Regions from separate parts of the Mus musculus genome. Here all the other regions are linked to region 2. A link is a contact called in ENCODE Hi-C or POLR2A ChIA-PET data. All regions are on one chromosome and are shown on one strand. The core of a region is the stretch at or near the end of the contact, and the rest is flanking DNA. Distances in the headings are between cores, read along the strand shown.

Evidence for each region. A loop is a pair of places that touch in the nucleus more often than their neighbours do. ChIA-PET counts read pairs that join two places held with the same protein, here RNA polymerase II (POLR2A).
Region 1: POLR2A ChIA-PET joins it to region 2 with 41 read pairs in Patski. The contact joins the promoter of Hes1 here to the enhancer-like site in region 2. A Hi-C loop is called at or near these places in 1 of 37 maps with a recorded cell type or tissue (heart). POLR2A ChIA-PET finds 5 or more read pairs at or near these places in 4 of 5 experiments (Patski and embryonic stem cell).
Region 3: a map of T-helper 17 cell shows a loop between it and region 2 (2.3-fold over the local background). The contact joins the promoter of 9030404E10Rik here to the enhancer-like site in region 2. A Hi-C loop is called at or near these places in 1 of 37 maps with a recorded cell type or tissue (T-helper 17 cell).

What each region holds. Positions count from the first base shown.
Region 1 is chr16:30,063,533-30,068,375 of GRCm38, reverse strand. It overlaps Hes1 (hes family bHLH transcription factor 1), which reads right to left and starts at 3,019. Exons shown (of 4, transcript NM_008235.2): 1 at 2,678-3,019; 2 at 2,450-2,545; 3 at 2,126-2,213; 4 at 580-1,504. The coding sequence starts at 2,785. The coding sequence ends at 948. It overlaps Gm32998 (a long non-coding RNA gene), which reads left to right. Exons shown (of 3, transcript XR_876001.2): 3 at 1-513.
Region 2 is chr16:30,101,589-30,106,141 of GRCm38, reverse strand. No RefSeq gene overlaps it. Among named protein-coding and RNA genes, the nearest start is that of Gm32998, 33 kb to the right of the region's middle. Within about 2 kb of position 2,986, at least 1 of the 3 ENCODE cell types and tissues checked has a DNase peak (open chromatin) inside an H3K27ac peak, as active enhancers do; it is heart, where a contact is called at or near this core.
Region 3 is chr16:30,037,086-30,041,892 of GRCm38, reverse strand. It overlaps 9030404E10Rik (RIKEN cDNA 9030404E10 gene), which reads left to right and starts at 2,414. Exons shown (of 4, transcript NR_045878.1): 1 at 2,414-2,612; 2 at 3,266-3,406.

The DNA.
Region 1 (4,843 bases), core at 1,770-4,269, 38 kb after region 2:
GGGAAAAACGGCCCGTGTGCCTGCCAGCGCAACCCCCACATGCTTTCTCCATTAAAGTCAAGCGCAGAAACTTATCAGAAACATATGTCTGCTGTTAATCATCTGGCCCGGGCTCCACTTGGGAGTCTAACTAGTTGTACCCTGGCAGAGAGAATCTGTTGACCTTTTCAGCTTGCTTGAAGAGGGTGAAGAGAGGCATTTCAAACTTTGTGATACGGGTGCCAGGGGATGCCTAGCTACGCCTGAGTAAGGACAGACAAATGAAGGTCCCAATGCTGGAGGGCTGCAATGTGGCTTGAGCGCGCTTTTACTTTAGGAGGCCAGTGGCTACTACAGGGAGTGAGTTGGGAGCCGCCCTTTGGAAGGTAAAAAAATAAGGACTGTTTATCAGGAAAGCCCCATCAAATGAATTCTCATAAATTAGGTCTTCTTAGATCATTGAGTGTTGCTGAAAGGTTTGATGGTTCCTGTTTAAAACTTTAAAAAATACATCCTATTTCTGAATTGCCAAACTACATGAATTTCAAGCCCCACCACTTTTTTTTTTTTACAAATTTTGAAATAATCAGTTCTAAGACATAAAAGCCTTCACTCTTTTATTATATTTTCTCAAATAAACTTCCCCAAAGGAAGATATTTTAAGAGCATTTTCAAACATCTTTGGCATCACATAAAAAAAGAAATCTCGTGTAAAAAACGAAATGTCATCTCAACTTTTATAATACAAAGGCGCAATCCAATATGAACATATAAAATATATACAAATGCAGTGCATGGTCAGTCACTTAATACAGCTCTCTACAAAAAGTAACTTTTTAGAATTAAAAAAAGCAACAAAATAACCACCAAATTATAAAAGTCTCTCCTAAAATCCAAGTTCGTTTTTAGTGTCCGTCAGAAGAGAGAGGTGGGCTAGGGACTTTACGGGTAGCAGTGGCCTGAGGCTCTCAGTTCCGCCACGGTCTCCACATGGAGTCCGAAGTGAGCGAGGAGCCACTGGAAGGTGACACTGCGTTAGGACCCACCGAGGTCCCACTGTTGCTGGTGTAGACCGGGATGACCGGGCCGCTGTGAGCGAAGGCCCCGTTGGGGATGAGAAAGGCAAATTGGCCGTCAGGAGCCGGCACCACTTGGAAGCCGCCAAAAACCTTGGCAGCCTCTCCAGCCTGGCTGCCCAACTTGCAGGGTGCGCTGCCGGGAGGGGGCGCCGCGCCCCCGGGGATGGGCACAAGCGGCGGCGGCGGCGGCGCGAATGGCGCGTGCTGGGGACCGGCAGGTCCTGACGGGGGCGGCGGCGGCGGCGCCTGCAAGGCGGGGTGCGCCTGCCCGGGGTAGGTCATGGCGTTGATCTGGGTCATGCAGTTGGCCAGGTGGCCCAGCAGCCGAGTGCGCACCTCGGTGTTAACGCCCTCACACGTGGACAGGAAGCGGGTCACCTCGTTCATGCACTCGCTGAAGCCGGCGCGGTATTTCCCCAACACGCTCGGGTCTGTGCTGAGCGCGGCTGCAGGCCAGAAGGAGAAAAGATGGGTCACCGAAAAGCCCTGGCCCCGGAGCCATACAGCCTCCCGCCCTGGGAGGTCCCCGCAGCGCGCCTCCGGAACCACCTGGGGTTGGGAGGGTTGGGTAGGCTAAGAACAGCCAGCTCCTTCTCCCTAGGTTGGGGACATAAGCCAGGACACTCCCTCCATCTAAACCGATCTCAGCTCCAGATCTGCCACCCCTAGTCCCGCGCGCGACCTGACCTTGGACAATGCCACCCAAGGCGCCTTCCAAACCCCACTTCCCCTCCTGCGGCAGGGGTTGGACCGGTGCTAAACCACTGACCCCTACCTTCTATCCAGCCCCAAACTTCCTCAGTCTTACGTCCTTTCGCCCTCACCGGCTTCTACCACAGCCAAGCTGCCCACCACCCTTCTCGGCTACAGCCTCTCCCTCCATTTCCGGAGCAGTAACAACTTGGGAGCTGTGGCTATAAATAAGACCCAGACCGTGGGAACGCGGAGTGAGCCAAGGCAGTAAAATGTAGCTGAATGCCTCTCACAACCGCGGGCGGAAGTCTGGAAGAAATCACCGCGGGCCGAGAGGGACACCCGCAGAGAGGGGACGCACGCGCGGTCCTTACCGGTCATCTGCGCCCGCTGCAGGTTCCGGAGGTGCTTCACAGTCATTTCCAGAATGTCTGCCTTCTCTAGCTTGGAATGCCGGGAGCTCTGCGCAGAAAAAACAAGGGATGAAAGTCAGTCCTCCTTGTCAGCTGCCTCCGAGTTCTGAAGGTCCCCGCCCGCATGTCCCACATCCCAGGGCCCGGCGGCCTCTCTCCCGCCAGTGGGAACGTAGTGCTGGCGGGGTAAGATCCACATGCAGCAGGCTAAGAGCTTAGTTCTTTGTGCCTGGGAAATGCCATTCCATTCGTAATTAAAAATAAAAAAAAGCATTGCTCACTTACATCTTTCTTAAGTGCATCCAAAATCAGTGTTTTCAGTTGGCTTAGACTTTCATTTATTCTTGCCCTTCGCCTCTTCTCCATGATAGGCTTTGATGACTGCAAAGGGGGAGAAAAGAGGTCCTGAGTTCCCACGGGATCTGCCATTTCACCCCGAGGTTTTAAGAGAAAAGTAAAAGGAGTCCCGCTGTGCACAACCCACTTAATTTCTAGACGCAGGTACTGTCTTACCTTTCTGTGCTCAGAGGCCGTCTTTGGTTTGTCCGGTGTCGTGTTGACACTGGCTGGGGTAGCAGCCACCGGGGAGGAGGAATTTTTCTCCATTATATCAGCTGGCATTTTCGTTTTTTTTTTTTTTTTCTTCTCAGTCCCCAGAGAATTTTATTTTTGGAATCCTTCACGCAAAAAAAAAATAATTTTTTTTTGCTTACGTCCTTTTACTTGACTTTCATAAGAAAAACTACTGAGCAGTTGAAGGTTTATTATGTCTTAGGGCTACTTAGTGATCGGTAGCACTATTCCAGGACCAAGGAGAGAGGTAGACAGGGGATTCCGCTGTTATCAGCACCAGCTCCAGATCCTGTGTGATCCGCAGGCCCTGGCGGCCTCTATATATATCTGGGACTGCACGCGAACGGCTCGTGTGAAACTTCCCAAACTTTCTTTCCCACAGTAACTTTCAGCCAATGGGAGGAAGAGACACGCGGCACCGCTCGTGGACTGCGCCCCCCCATTGGCCGCTAGGCACAAGGTCTGGCGGCCAATGGCGCGCGCCTGAGCCCGGGGCACCGGAGGCTACAACGTCAATCAAAAGGATTTTAACCCTTTGCTAACTCTTTCCTCTGGGCTTTGCTTAGTTTTAGTCTAGTCTATTTCTTTTGTGGCCAGGCCTTTGGTTTTTATTGTTCTTGCTGCATGCAATATAACTACTTTGTATAATAAGTTCATTTGAAAAATATTTTGAACAGATATAGGCCAAGACAAAATTTAGTGATTGAAAAAAGGAGGGAACAAGGTAAAGAGGATGTGTTACTCTAATGTCTTCCGGAATTCCCGCTCGAACTCTGTATGTTTAGGGGAGTCAAAACTGCTCATGAGGTTGGGGAGATACTAAACCCCACACGCTAAACATGCCCTTACCGTCCCCCCAAATGCCTTCACAGCCAGGGTTTTCGGAGCAAGGTGTCTTTTGGATGCTTGTCTCCCTCTAGCCCATTCATTCCTCTCTTGGAATTGCAACCTTGGACCTCACGCTTCTCCAGAAAACAATCAGAATAATTTCCTACTGGGCAGAAAGGAAATGGAATTTCAAACGAAAAAAAAAATGAACAAGGGGGGCTTTGATAGCAATGCGACAGGAGGGGCGCGCTCGTTCCTCCGCCACTCTCTCTACCTTTCTCCCCGCAGGCTCCCAGTTGGCAATACGGATAGACGGCGGGCAAGGGAGTCGGGGCTCTCCCCTCCTCACCCCGCGGGCGGCCAAGGCGGCCTCGGCGCCCCGCGCGCGAGCCCTTTAAGAGCTCCACCAGCCGAGCTGCAGTTTGACATCAGCCGGCCGGCGAGGGCGCGCCTGGAGTCGGAGCACGTGCCAGGATGTTTTATTGCCGCCGCGGCTGCGGCCGGGGCCCAGAGGATGTGTGTGTGTGCGTGCGTGTGTGAGTGTGTGTGCGCGCGCCCCGGGGGCAGGGAGGCGGGGGCCGGCGGCGGCCGGCCGGGAGGGAGCGGGGGCCGCCTCTGGTCCCCGGGAGAAGCCAAGAAGGTAAATAGCAGCTGCTGTGCTCGAGCCTGGGAAAACCCCGCCCCCTGCGCCTGGCCAGGGCTCATTGGCGCGCGCTGCGTGTGGGGTGTGTGCGTGCGTCCGTGTGTCCGGGGCCCCCTCCTCCGGCCCGGGCGAGCCAGGAATCCGCGGGGGCGGCGGCCCGAAAGCTGAGCCCCCGCGCTGGCCTCCCTTCCCCCGCCCCGGCCAAGGTCAATCCTTCCGGGCAGGGAGCGCACGCCCAAGGGTGGCGATCGGGGAATTCGTGGGCCCCCTTCCCCGTCCCCACCCCCCATCGCCACCCCCCACCCCCAGCCCGCCGGGACTCCGGGCTTGGGGATCTGAGCGTGGCCGAAACCACCCGGGTGACTGCGGCGGGGGAGGGGTCCGGGCGCCCGCCGCGGTCACGAGATGCCTGACCGCACTTAGGAAGCGGCCGGGTCAGCCTCCTGCCTCCGCTCGGCGGCTTGCGGTTCCAGCGGCTTCGCTGCCGCCCGCCCCTTCCCCGGGTCCCTCGCTGCGTCCAGGAGGCTGCCGGCGGACGGCTGGGAAGAGACGGGCGGCTGCGTGCTGCCGGCTGGCCGGGGCTGCGCGCCGGGAGTCGCCGCCGCCGCCGGGTGCCACGTGGCGGGCGCCGGGCC
Region 2 (4,553 bases), core at 1,737-4,236:
AGATCCCACTTTTTCCACTCACAAATGCATCTCATTGACCCAGTGACCGAGGTAAGACATCTTGAGTTCTTCTTTTAGAATATCATTTAAGTAGCAAGCTTAGTGTCATTGTGTTAAAATAAAATCATGGGCTTTCCAAAGATCTCTTGAAAGTTCTAGCTAAGTGTATCCTCCGTTTCCTCATGTGTGTGCATGAGAATGTACATATGTGTGTGCATGTGTGTATGCATGTGCATGCATGTGTATGCTCATGTGTGTATGCATGTGGGTGCATGTAGGTGTGTGTGTGTGTGTGTGTGTGTGTGTGTGTGTGTGTGTATGTGTTTGTGAGCGCGTGCCTGTGAGCATGATCAATTCAAGGCAAAAACAAGACCTTCCCCAGACTGGGCAATGGCATTAGAAATAGGGAAAGAGGCCACTGCTTGGATAACGCTCCTGCGATGACGGGTTTGGAAAGCGGGAGTGCCAGAACTTTCCTGGAAAGTTTATTTTTGCTGAGTTTTAAGCCTGACTTCAGACCATTAGCTCTCATGGATAATGCCAGTTTGTTCAAACATGCAAAGGAGCCAGCTGTCTTAGAAAGGGGGCTATCTCTTGCCAAGTGAGAGTTTTGTGGTCTGGCTCGCCTGTGTACTTGATTGCTGAACTTTTAAAGTAAATTGTAAGGGGATATTAGAGGGGATCTCCATTGCCCAGACGGAGGGCTAGGGTGTGCTCATGTTGGTCACCGCTCCCCGAGGGGTCTTAGGGTGTTCACAGTCCGACTTGGATAGCCTGAAGAGGGACCTAGGTTCATCAGGTCTCCCTGGCTCCTAGCTAAGTACACAAGTTCTTCTAGTGGGCCTTGCTTACTTGACCTGAGAAAGTCCACTTACTCACCTTCCAGCTGACCCGCCTATATTGGGCAATCTTTTCATTGACCCCCATGATGCCCCTTTCCCTCTACATCAAGAATCTTCTAAACTAGTGGTCTTCAACCTACCCAACACTATGACCCTTTAAAACAGTTCCTAATGTTGTGATGACCCCACCACCACCACAAAATTATTTTTCATTACTACTTCAACTGTAATTTTGTTACAGTTATGGATTGTAATGTAAATAGCTGATATGCTGGATATCTGATATGTGACCCTCAAGGAGTTGTGACCCATAGGTTGAGAACCACTGGTCTAAACGGATAATACCCTTGGGCAAAAACAACATACAGGAAGGGCTTCCATCTGAATGTGGTCAGCAATTCACCACCATTGCTGCTAAAAGCAAAACATGTTTCAAGCAGTGAAAGATGCAAGACAAACTATTCAAGTGTGGGGACCATTACACCCTTCATCTGGATCTTTCCCAAGCTCTGACATACCATACTCTGCTGGTTGCTGTGGCCATCCCACTGCTATGCCATGCCCCTCTGCCCTCTGGGAAGAGATGGTTGTAGTATCAGGTCTGTGTTAACTTACCTGTTAATGGGCACGGTGTGGCTGGCTCTCTCCTCGGGACCCCAAAGGCTGTGATTCAGATATCCACAGGCTGAATCATCCCTTTCTATACACATCCAGAGCGCCTTCACAGTACAGGTCCTCATTGTCTCACCTAGAGGTCACATGTGGAGCTGCAGGCACCTTTACATTGCTTCTCTCTCCCTCCCCTCCCCCTCCCCCTCTCTCCCCCTCTCTCTATGAGTTCCTTTAGTAAAGTCTGGGCCCACTCTGCTGACTTCCAAGTCAATGTCTATGCATCTACAGTGTTTTCATATATGCCCCCAGACTTCATATTATTGAATTCGATGAAGGTGTGTGCACAGCAGTGGCCAGGAACTTTGGAACCTTGGAATTCACCAAGGAATTCTGTTCCCCACACCTGGGATAAAGCCGGGACAGTCCAAGCAGTGGGTTCAGACTGTGTGGGTTATCCATCTCTCTCTTCCAGCTCAAATCTAACAGCTCTACCCGGACAAAGTACAAGACACTGTAGTGACATGTTCTTCAGTGACAAGTGGGGTAGAGTGACAAGGAGTGTGGGTAATGGTCACACAAAGCTAATGGATCTTTGACTCAGCTCCTATACTCTATGAATTGTAATTTTTTTTAACAAATGGGAATGGGTATTAATAATATCCCTCCCTAAGGTTTCTGTGAAGATGAAAGGGAATCATATTCACTGAGCACTGATTAAAGTCAGGTATTATTATTATTAATAACAATTATTAATTATTATTATCAACTACCTATCTCAGAGCAGTTGAGTGTTAGGAAAAGGTAGAATGTAATGTCATCTCTAAGGCAAGATGAAAGGGAAGGGCTTGTATGAGGGAGCCTTATTCCCTCGTGCTTTGTATATTAGAAGGATTTTCCTGCAGTGATGTCAGGCCCAGCCCAGGAACCTGAGCCCTCTTCTGAAAATCCCTTCAGTAATTTAGTGTAAGAAATACATCTTCCTTCAATTTAGAGCGTTTGGGTGGTAGTGCAGTACAGATGCTAAATATTTTCTGCTGCATATGACTCCAGAAGGCCGGGGGTGGGGCTGGTAAGTCTGAATCCTTTGAACATCATAGGGTCTCTCGGGATGAAAGGTTCACGTTGAATGTGGCGTTTTATAAAATTAAAAGAAAATAATATTTGGCTAAAACAGCTGTGTGTCTCTGCAGACCAGAGCGATGTCTTGAGGCAGTGTGTGGACCCGGGAACTCGAGGCGGGGGCGGGGGCGGGGGGGGCTTTTGGAAAACATCTGGAAACTGCACTTCCAGCTTCAGACCTCGCCAATCAAGTATGAAGTTGTTTATTGAGAAATTCCTCAGTGTCAGGGCATTTCAAGTGTGAACTCGTGCTCCACCATCCCAATTAGAATGATTACAACTTCCCATGATCCTTTGCACAACAACAAACAAACAAAAGCCACCCCAACTTCCCCTCCTCCTCCTCTTCCTCCTCCAGCCTCCCAGGGGGATTTACTGTCCTTTGTCCTGCATCCTGCCAACCAGGTGGTCACACAATCAGCAAACCAGCCACAGTTACAGACATGACAATTTTCTACTTCACTGCCATAAGCAAACACTGAGCAATGGGGTAGAGAAGACCAGCAGCTTCAATAGAAAAGGAAGCAACTGTTTGTCCCAGGATTTCGATTAGGCTGGCAGTAGCGCTATAGTTTAAATTAAAAAAAAAAAAAAAAAAAAAAACAGCTTCCTCCTCCTCCTCCTCTCCCTCCTCCTCCTCTCCCTCCTCCTCCTCCTCATCTCCCTCCTCTCTCTCCTCCTCCTCTTCCTCCCCCTCCTTCCTCTTTCTCTTCTTTCCTTCAGCACTAATGTTCCAGAGAAGGAATCTGTAATACCTAAGCTTAGTGGAGCTTAACGAACGATAACAGGCCCAAACAGGGGCAGCTGTGACCTACACAATAAATCACTTTAGTACATCTCAGGGGAGAGGAACTCCCCTCCCTCCCTCCCTCCCTCCCTGGCCCTCTTACCCTTTCCTGTAGATATGCAAGGAGTTGGACTTAAAGGGAAATGAAAGGAAAAGAATTCGCCTTCTCAAGTCGGGCAGTTTATGTGGATTGTATTTCCCGCTGTAAGGGTTGCATTTTGGAACAGGTTCTTACATTTGAGTTGCTTTGCCCTCTTTTTCCATATCATTCGAAAGAAAGCTCCATCCTCAAGAGACTCTGATGTAATTTATAGCAATCTTTTCAAGTGTCTCTGGGCCAGAAAGGACATCGGAGGTCATTTAAGCCCAGTGATGGTGACTCCGCAGGGCTGAGCACATCAGCACCAGCCGGGGGTGGGGTGGGAGGGCATCCTTTACTGTGCAGTCAGGACTCCAGGGTCACCCCTGTCCTTAGAGAATAATAGGATGTGGCTGCAGAACCCTGGGAAGCTCGCCTGTCTGGGTGTCTCCTCATTTACAGAAGTAAAGCCTAAGGTCTGGGAAGAGGCTGTGATCTTCCCAAAGGAATGGCATGAAACTCCTGAATCTTGATGCTGGGCTACTCCCACAACCTGCCTCTAGCTCACCAGACAACGGAGACACTTTCCTAGCAGTGGCAGAGGCTGTGTTCTTGGAAGAAAGCACCTTGAGAATCTATGGATTTCATCTGATCCTCAGTCCAGGGCTTAGGAATGGTCCCATGGGCAAGGAACGCAGTAGCCTCAGAACTCACGGAGATTCTATAGCTCCTGGTGACCACCTGCACATTCACGCACAGAAAGCATCCTCAACACACAGAGCCTCTGTCCCTTGCTCAGCTGCCTTCTTCAAGTGCTGTGGTCTCCAAGTCCTTTGTCTTGTCCAGGTTGTGTTTGTCCAAGATTGGCCATTACAGCTGAAAAGATTCAGGTGACAGTAAATCACTGTTAGTGGAGTTCGATCTAAACTCTCCAGTCCTGCTGTCTTTCTTCCACCTTTTCCCTTTAGCCAGGAATCCTAACAAAACATTCATTCGAGTATATATATATATATATACATATATATATATGTATATATATATATATGTATATATATATACTCGAATACATATGTGTGTGTACATATATATATACATATACACACATATATGTACA
Region 3 (4,807 bases), core at 1,165-3,664, 64 kb after region 2:
TCTCCTCACATGTGCATGGCGCAGCCTCCCTCCCCCAGAGAAGTAGATAACAATTTTAAAGAGAGAAAAAAAATCAAGGGAAGGTAGATAAAGCCCATTACTTTTTTTCTTACCTACAAGTTTGATCGCATTCCGTATATGATCATTTATAACCTGCGTTTGTCATTTAACATGATGAAAAAATAAAATCCTTGTAACTTTATGTGAATGTGTAGATCTATTATCACTCAGGTACCGTGGTCTTCTTGCTTTACTTGAGTTATGTGGCTTTTTAAAACTTTCATTTTTCCTTAAGATGATTTTAACAGTATGGTTTTTTAAGCTTAGTGTTTTTGTGGGACTCTCTCTAACAGTGGGTGTGGGGGTGTCTCAAACTCTTTCGTCTGTTCTTGGGACCCTTCCCCTTCTACTGAATTGCTTCACCCAGCCTTGATTTAAGGGTTTGTGTCTAGTTGTATCTTGTTATGCTGTGTTCCGAGGATATCCCTGGGAGGCTTGCCGTTTTCTGAAGGGAAACAGATAGGAGGAGTGGAGAGGGGAGGGAAAGTGGGGCTCAGAGGACTGGAGGGAGGTGAAACTGCAATCAGGATGTATCAAAACAAAACAAATAAACTAATTAATTGGAGAAAAGAACAAAGAGATGACTTTGCAGAAATGCAATTGTCAGTGGAAATGAAGAATGTCACGAAGACTCTCAATGTAGATATTGTGGATTTTCCCCTAAATGGTAAATTGGTTTGTATTCTCTTAGTATGATAGAACACAGATGCTCAATTCTAAATTATTTGCCATTATTTCTTTTCTTTCTCTCTTTCCTTCTTTCTTTCTTTCTTTCTTTCTTTCTTTCTTTCGTTCTTTTTTTTTTCTTTTTTGTTTTTTCGAGACAGGGTTTGTCTGTGTAGCCCTGGCTGTCCTGGCACTCACGCTCTAGACCAGGCTGGCCTCGAACTCAGAAATCCTCCTGCCTCTGCCTCCAAAGTGCTGGGATTAAAGGCGTGCGCCATCACTGCCCGGCGCCATTATTTCTTTAAACACAGTTGAAATAACAAATTAAGACTTTTAATATCTGATTGGGTCAACAGAAAGCCACAGGTCTTTCCTTTCTGTGTTGGGGGGGCAAACCCAAGGCCTCACACATGCTAAATCCTGGCTCTCTCACTGAACAGTCACAGTCCTGTACCCGCACAGTGGATGGCACAGTACTCAGCCCATTACAAGCTGTTGCAGAAACCGGCCACGTACAGAGAGTTCTGCTCTGGCTGTTAAACTGTCACTGGTTCTGTTCTGGGATGCTGCTCTTTTTCATTTTGGCCGTATTTGCACTTTAGCATCAGAGGCGCATGCCTTGCCTGGCCTTGTGGAATCGAGGAATCCCATAGCTACTGTTCTTCATTACAGTGACTGAGAGTGGGCTTCACCTATCACAAAGCAAACTTCCAAATAACGGCTGAGTCGGGGAGTGCAGTGTCCCCCATGTATCATAGGAGTCTTAGGCCTCTGATCTTCTGCCCAGCAGTTGTGAGTCTCCCTATTCAAACAACTGCACACATAGAATTAGAGGGCTGCTTCTAGAAACCCTGGTGAATAGCAACCAGCAAGAGACCATTCTGATTGGTGGTGGAAGTGAAGGGCCAGTGAGGGACAAGTCCCTGAGCAGGTGACTTATTCCAGGAATCCACTAGGGAACAGACAATAAGGAACCACTCCATTCTGGTGACACCAGAGGAACCAAGGGCAGTGACTGCTTCCCAGAGCCCCTTAGTCAGCAGGGTGGGGGGTGGAGGGGGGTGGTGGTGGTGGGGTAAATACAATCCACTCTCAAGGGGAGAAAGCTGGGAGAAATTCATTCCAGTCTTCCTCTGGTATGCACTAGGGAGCTCAAGTGTCCTCTCTACAGAGTTGTGAAGGGCCTTCTGGATGGCTGGGACCACAGGAGAGTGGCATTGTACCTGACTCACTGTCTTTAGCAGGCCAGGCGATCTGAAATTTAGCCCATGTTAATTTCAGCATGTCTGTCCTACCTGGAACACAGGTCTTCCCTCGGCCTTCTCTGTAAGAACTGTGTTCAGAAAAATGGACTAATGTGACTTTGAATTGGTTGGAGAGAGCATCAGCTAGACTTTTATCATACTGGATGTCTGTTAACTGAGAGCAAATTGTGTGTGCTGCTGGCTGGAGGGCACACCGTAGTGGAGAAGCCGAGAGCTAAAAAAACAAAACAAAGCAAAGAACCCTACTTGTTTAGGTGCGGGTGGGCTGTCAGAATAAGGGGTTGTGAGAAAAGGGGAAGGAGTAGGAAGCTAGACAGGAATGCAAAGAAGATGCAGGAGGATGAGGCGAGGCCCGCGGCTGCAGGGAGTGGCCCATTCTGAGGTTGGTTTTGTCACGTGCCTTTGCAGAACCAGCCCACGGAGGGCCATTCTGCTTTGACACGGGCATGGCCCTCTGACAAGGTGGCTCTAGAGAATGAGCCTGTCTGCTCCTCCCCCACCCTCTAATGGGCTCTCCTGGGACTGCAGTGCAGAGCCCCTCCCTCCATGAGGAAGTCAGTGCTGTGAGGTGCAGCAGAACACCTGGGACCCAGTGACAGTGACTTGCTATGCGCCCTCTGGGTAAGTTATTTCTTCTCCCTGGCTCCTTCCTCTTTCAGAACTGGAGAGGACTCCTTGTAGCTATAAAGGTTTGATGGTGATTACTGCAGAACTGCAGTGTGTGTGTGTGTGTGTGTGTGTGTGTGTGTGTGTGTGTGTTAGGCTTGCTGTTTAACAGGGTGCTAAGGTGGCAGGGAAGCCATCCTTCCCTCTCCCCCCCCTCCCCGCCCCCCCCAGCTCCACACGTGTGTGTGTGTGTGTGTGTGTGTGTGTCTCTCATTACTGTCAGGAGGCGTTAAGATGGCCCCATGGAGATGAGAACAAACCCCTTAATTAGGCACTGTTCCCACATCTAGAGAGGAACCAGCCTGGGCCCGGCTGCTCTGGCATTGTGGGGAGCCTAGTCCGTGGGGGCAGGAGGGGGCAGGAGGGGGCAGGAGGGCACAGGAGGGCGCAGGAGGGGGAGGCTGCGGCCAGGGCATCTGAAGGACTCAGCAGGTTTACACTTCGCTGACCTGATGGATGAATGGGGCCCTGTCCACCCACATGGGGTCTGGAATCTTCAATTACGGCAATTACATCAACAGGTCGGAAGGGCAGCACTTTCCACTGAAGAGGTTCAGGGCTTTAAAGAAAAATCCTAAAGCCACCGTTTTCCCTGCTTTCTTTTAAAGGGACTAGGCTGATCAAAGACGACCCCCATCTCCAGTCTAATTGGGCCATAGGTAGAAAAGAAAGACACGGCCGAGTTTTCTGTGAGAGGTGGCTGCCATACGCTCGCTCACCTCTGGACTCCTGGCTCCTCTCCTATTCAGGTTTGTGTTTGTAGACCCTGGTTGCCCATGCTTTGCACTCCGCATCTTTCTGAGGATAAGACCTGGAGCCTTCCCCTCTGAATCTCCCAGCATGCATCGCAGTACAATCAGGATGCGTCTGGACTGAGGTCAGAAGGATGGATGCCATGGAAAGGTCATTTTAGTCTTTCTGATCATGTTTCCCCCTTCAGTAAAATCAGCATACTACTGTCCACCTGTCTTTGCTACAGTCCCAAAGGGTCCAGCTGCAACCACATACCCCAACTAATCCAGCATTTTCTTTTTCCTCAGACACCTGTTAGGTAGTTAAACTGAAGGGAGGTTCTTGCCTCAGCAGCAAATGGGTGGTCCCTGAGAATTTGCTAGAAGTGTAGCTCTTGGGCCTAACTCTAGGTAAGTAGGAATCTGCCTCTTACTTACCAAGCTCTCCAGGAAAACTGTGGACACATTAAAGCCTAAGGAGGGCTTTTGTGGACTGAAACTTGACACACTGAGCATGAGGGAGCCGGTAGGAGGGAGCCTGTAGCTCATTTTCATCTGAAAACGAAGATTTATTCTTTCCTACACGAGGGATGCTTTGAGGCCCGGAATGAAGCAGTTTATCATTGCAAAGGTATTTCATCCAGCTAGTGGGTCATTCAATTGACGGACATTTGCTAAACAGCACTGTAAGGAAGGCTTGAGGCTTGTGAAATATATTCTCTGCTTAGGAACAACTTGAAGAGGTCCCCCTGAAGTTCAGAAGAACTCCAACAAAGTGCAGCGAGCGTAGGACTTCCCTGAGGAAGACGTAATAGCTTCTGTCGGAGTGAATGCGGCCCAAGCAGACCCTCCTAGACGGAGGGCAACACAAGCAAAGGCTCTGTAGTTTTTAAGAGGGGGGAAGGCAGCACACCTGAGCCCCAGGGTCTCACGGGAACCAGCAGAACCATAGCACATTTGCAGATGGTACCACAGCTTGATCAGTGAATCCACCACACCTTGACTGTTAAATCCAATGAGAGTGGTTGTCCTGGGTTAGTTCTGTGGCGATCACTGTCTGGTTTACTTTAGGTCTGGCCCTTCATCGGAGCCTTTCGTATGCAAGGTACTATTATGTTTATTGTACTGTTAATTTATTTGAGAGGCGTATTCCTTCAAACTCCTCATGGAGTCTCATGGCTGAGGTTTATTGGTGGCTTCATATTCTACTTCTTGAGAATTTTAAGATCATGCTAAGCTGGGTGTGGTGGCACATGACTTTAGTCCAGTACTTGGGCAGCAGAGGCAGTCGGTTCTCTGAGTTTGGAGCCAGCCTGGTCTATAGAGTGAGTTCCAGGACAGTCAAGGCTAAACAGAGAAGCTGTGTCTCAGAAAACAAAACAAAACAAAACAAAACAAAACAACCATCCCCTCCCCCAA